2 separate regions of the Homo sapiens genome follow, and region 2 is linked to region 1. The links are chromatin loops, found by intact Hi-C in ENCODE. Cell type or tissue: ascending aorta. All regions are shown on one strand.

Region 1 (2,500 bases):
GATTGTGCAATGGAGTCAGAAATAGGCTGTCCTGCTCCCAGTGAGTGACTTCCCCACCCCTTCATCCTCCTTGTAAATCACCGGCATTCCTGATCACTTTCCGTGGTTCCAGCTAGGTTAACAACAGAAGGGATCATTTCCCTCATAACAGTCTCCCCATTAGTCAAAAGTTTTACTCTCAAGTGACTAAAACGTTACTCATAACTGCTTACAAGGAGAAAAGATTTATTTTCCTTTTACTTCTTTAATGCACATCTGGTGGAGACCCTGATAAGCAGTAAGAAATGGAAAAAGCAGGGACCTAGAAAGTGAAAGTAGACAGATTTGGGTAGTGCATGCAGGCTAATTAATGATCCCAGGTGGGCTGGAGTGTTCTGGTTACATTTTCCATGGGTCCAGCCCTAGAGCAGAGACCATGGGCATCAGCCTGCCCCTTCCCATTATGTGGCTCAAGCACCACCGTGTGCCAAAGGGCGGGAACATTAGATTTCCCCACCGCTGTAACATCTGTAAATTCCACAGTCCATAGAATCAAAATGGAAGAGAACCTCACGTTTCTGATTGCCAGTCAGAAGGAATTTATTTTTGAAACCCAGTTTGCTCTGTTATTTGTAGTGCAAGATAGAAATATCTTAACCGATTTTATCCAGTTCTTATTTAATGTCTGTGATTTTAGGAGGAAGAGACTATTGTGTCATAGGTATTTGAAATTCACAAGCCCCTCTCCAACCTAATTTTACCGAAATGTGTTGGTTTCCCCTTTCCTTAAACTCACGGACCACAGTTACTAAATAGTTTCCAGAGTGGACTGACATGCATTTTTCTTTACAGCTCTGTCATTACTTTCTTTATTATCAGAGAGTACACAGGATATTGAAATAACCTAAAATCCAGAGAGGAGGAGGAGCCAGGGGGGTGAAGAGAAGTCCTGACCTATTTTAGAGCCCTTGGGCTTCATAGGTAACCTTGAAAATGGAAACACATCATTGCCCATTTTATTGAGGTTGTGATTAGCAGTAAAATATAATGCAGACTAATTATTATGTTGCAGCCAATTAGCAATAAAGAGAAGCATTTTAATATACAAATAATTAGATTTTAAAATTTTGGCTTTGGGAATTTACAAAGCCCTCTATTTGAAGGCTTGTACGGAAGACATTCTGAAACCAACTTTTTGTCAGATAAAGTCCATAAAGCTGAAAACTGACATGAGGAGGTATGGCCGGGTTTTCCTGCGTCTCACAGTGCAGTTAGGAGGCTTTGATACTTCATGGGCCCTTCTGCAAACTTTCCTTAGTATTAGGAAATGAAGTCTTCCAAGTCAGTCAAGTTGTAAACATGCAAAAATGCTGGGAGTGGCAGTCTCTCCAAACAAATGACCCGTTCTCACTGCGGTTTTCTCCTGGTGCTAGAACCTGTAACTCCTGAGTTGATTCTCTCCAATTGGCCAGAGAAATGGGCGTTGCTGCTGGAGCAGATGAAAAGGCTATTAAGGCTTCCTGAAGCACTTAGATTAACTAGCTTTTTTTTTTCTCTTGGAGCAAAAAGTTGGAACAAGTTTTTTGTTTTTTTTTTTTTTACTTTTTGGACATATGACAAATGTGTATAAAGTTGTGTGTTGTGCCTGAGGAGCTGGTGAATGGAGTTGCTCTTTTGAGAGTTGCTTTTATATCATTGCTAGCTGTGAGGTACGTGGTGGGCATGAAGAGAACCAGTGTCAGTCCCTCTGCAGAAGCAGAGGCTGTGAGCTCCACTGTGAGCTGCCAAGGCCCATACTGCTGGGGGATCTTTAATGCATGGCGCAAGGCTCCTGTGCCCCAATCCCGGAGGAGCGGTGACAGTCCAGGGAAGAGAGGGGACCACGTGAGTGTTACATGTTCTTGATCACATTTTTCTCTATTGGAAAGGAGGATGTTGAAAGTTAATCATGTGGTTTTTCTAGTCACTTAAGTCCTTAACACACTGGATATACATAGTTCAAATACAAGGAAATTAACCTGGTTTCAAATGTCTTTTCCTCATTTTATGGCACATGGAGTATAGAGCATATTCAAAACCCTCCCATCCCCCACTTTGTAGACAACACATCTACTCAGAAGGTTTTAACTTAACTTTCTGTATTCTGGTGATGTCCACGAGGTTTTGAGGCCTTTTTTTTTTTTTTTTTTTTTTTTTTTTTTTTTTGAGAGAGAGACAGGGTCTTGCTCTGTTGCCCAGGCTGGAGCACGGTGTTGCTGTCATAGCTCACTTGCAGCCTCTACCTCTAGGGTTCAAACAATCCTCCTGCTTCAGCCTCCTGGTTAGGTGGGACCATAGGTGTGCACCACTATGCCTGGCTAATGTTTTTTATGTTTTGAAGAGACAGGGTCTCACCATGTTGCCCAGGCTGGTCTTGAACTCCTGGGCTCAAGCAATCCTCCTGCCTCGGTCTCCCGAGTAGCTTGGACTACAGTGCTCAATACCACACCCCACTAATGTTGCCTTTTTTTCCTTTTTTTTT
Region 2 (2,500 bases), 63 kb before region 1:
TTACAGATGAGAGCCACCATGCCTGGCCGGATTGTACTCTTTTGATCCTACCTGTTTCCCAGTGCTGGATTGTGAGCTCTCTGAGAGCAGAGCCTGGGTCTTACTCATCTTTATATCCTGGTGCCAAGTATTCTGTGTTGGTCACAGAATCATCTACTTCTATTTGGAATCATCTACTATTTCTAGAAGACCTTAGTAGAGATAATGGTATTAGTAAGTGCTTCTGTGTTTGGGGTGCCTACTCTATGCCTGCAGGCACATTAGATAAAGATATCTTTAGAGCTAATAGATGCCATGAGGCGTATCCTACAGATAGGATCCTGAGCTTCAGAGATGACAGATCTCATGTAATCAAGCCGGCTTTATGAGGTAGGAGGGGATCTGAACCTGGTCTGCCTCACTCCAGAGCACATGCTCTTCCCACTGGGCCGCATTACCTGGAGTCACTAAGGCCTGTTTCACAGGCCCCTTGACTGGGCAGCTCCCGGCTCTGCTCCGTGGATGTGCTGTGTGCTAAAGGGGCGGTGGGGGAGGGGGGCCCTGAGAAAGGAATGTTCAGGCATTGGTTAAAATAGGTGTCCTAGCCTCTTGTCATGCCTTCATATTCACAAATGTTCATTTCTTTCTTTCTCTTTTTTAAAAAAATTCTTCCTAGGGATGATGACTGACAGATTAATATATGTCTAACTACATGTCTCAGAAATCAAAAGGAAGGTGCTGTCAGAATCACTTGTCAGAAAATGAGATTAGGCGCACTTGTCATTTGCTGAGGATTGCAGTCTTTCAGAGATAAGGTTTCATTTAATGAGGGTAAAAAGCCTCCTTTTAAAAAAAGAAGAGGGAGCGAGGGAGTGAGGGTGGGGTAGGCGAGGAGTGATGATTCTTTTTTCTGGTGTCAGCCAAGTGTTTTATCACCTAACGCGATCCCGCGGCACCTGGTAGCCACTGATAATGGCAACCTGGCCTTCTCCACCTCCTCTGCCGCTGCACCACTTCAAAAGCAGCTGCTTGTTACCTGCTTTTACCTCTCCTTGAAGCTGAAGCTCCTTCTCCTGTGGGAAGAGGGAGCTAAGCATGTACTCTAGATTTAAAAGCAGGCTCAAGAAAGCATGCAGTAGAAAGGAAACGTACAGTCACATTTCCCAACAAACTGGAAAGAATCCACAATGGATTTCAGTGAGATATGGAGCCTGTCTGAGTAGTGAAGGGTAACTAATGAGGAACAGAGCTAGATCCCATTGCAACCAATTGTGTTTTGTTATGGAAAATATTTATCAAGTTCTTTTGCATTTGTTGATTCTCTTACAAGTGACATAGTAAGAGCTCCTGGCATGTGACTTGATGCACCTCCTGCACCCTGCGATTCAGGCTGGCAATTTCTATCCCTTTATTAAGCTTCTCTCTACCTCAGGTGTGGCCTGTGCTCCAGAAGTATTTCAAATTAATCCTCCCCCCCCTCAACTCCCTACCTCCAATCGTAGAAAACTGCCTCTGAAATGAACAACTTTATTGTGGAGAATGCCGGTGATAAAGCAGAAAATCCGTATTTCAGAAATGTTTGGTGACCAGGCGCAGTGGCTCACGCCTGTAATCCCAGCACCTTGGGAGGCCAAGGTGGGTGGATGGCTTGAGATCAGGAGTTTGAGACCAGCCTGGCCAACATGGTGAAACCCCGTTTCTGCTAAAATTATAAAAATTAGCCAGGTGTGGTGGTGCATGCCTGTAATCCCAGCTACTCAGGAGGCTGAGGCAGGAGAATTGCTTGATGAGCCCAGGAGGTGGAGGTTGCAGTGAGCCAAGATCGTGCCACTGCACTCCAGCCTGGGCGACAGAGCAAGACTCTGTCTAAAAGAAAGAAAAAGAAACGTTTGTTCCAGTTCTCTACTCCAAAACTTACTGGTGTAAAGCAGTACCCTTTTCTTCTGTTCCTGGATTTGGTGGGTCAGAAATTCAGACAGGGCCAAGCAGAGAAGCAGTTTGTCTCTGCTCCACCATGACTGGTGGTGACATGAATGGCTGGGGACTGGAATCCCCTGGAAAAGTCTTCACTCATGCATGAGGCACTTGGCAGGGACAAAAGCACCTCTGCAAGCCTTGTCCATGTAGCATGGGCTTCTCACAGAACGGCGTCTGGGTTGTGGGAGGAGTTGCCGGAGGGGTTGCTACCAGAAAGCAAGTATCCCAAGAGCTTGAGGCAGAAGCAGCGAGACTTCTGACCTGGCCTTGGAAAGTCACATGGAGCCACTTCTGCCATTGAGCTGAAGCACTGACAAGCCCACCAGGCTGAAGGAAAGAAGATGGGGACCGCTCCATGGGGCAGTGTCAAAGGATGTGCAGCTGTGCTTTAAAATGATCATCATGCTGTAAAGGTTTCTTTCTACCTGTGTTTCTTCACATCTCACGAACGAAATGGCCTAGGAATGTAAAGTAAATGACATTTGGATGGTTACTGACTTGGTATAAAAGGTTATTCCTCTTCATTAAAAAGAAGAAGAAGAAG

What was found. Hi-C counts contacts between places; a loop is a spot of excess contacts. Peaks named below come from ENCODE experiments on the same cell type or tissue, not always from the same donor. Only the 100,000 strongest peaks of a DNase experiment are listed, where the experiment ranks them.
Region 2: a loop joins it to region 1, with 3 times the contacts of the local background. A loop is called at or near these places in 1 of 110 quality-filtered maps.

The regions. Positions count from the first base shown.
Region 1 is chr7:70,736,854-70,739,353 of GRCh38, forward strand. All of the region lies in intron 6 of AUTS2 (activator of transcription and developmental regulator AUTS2), which reads left to right. LOC105375347 (a long non-coding RNA gene) reads left to right here and starts at 2,186. Exons shown (of 2, transcript XR_927653.4): 1 at 2,186-2,500. In ascending aorta, a CTCF peak has its summit at 1,372; no DNase peak of the experiment used is centred here; H3K4me3 peaks cover 1,229 bases; H3K27ac peaks cover 804 bases.
Region 2 is chr7:70,673,648-70,676,147 of GRCh38, forward strand. All of the region lies in intron 5 of AUTS2 (activator of transcription and developmental regulator AUTS2), which reads left to right. Among named protein-coding and RNA genes, the nearest start is that of GALNT17, 460 kb to the right of the region's middle. RefSeq lists a silencer at 623-823. In ascending aorta, no CTCF peak of the experiment used is centred here; no DNase peak of the experiment used is centred here.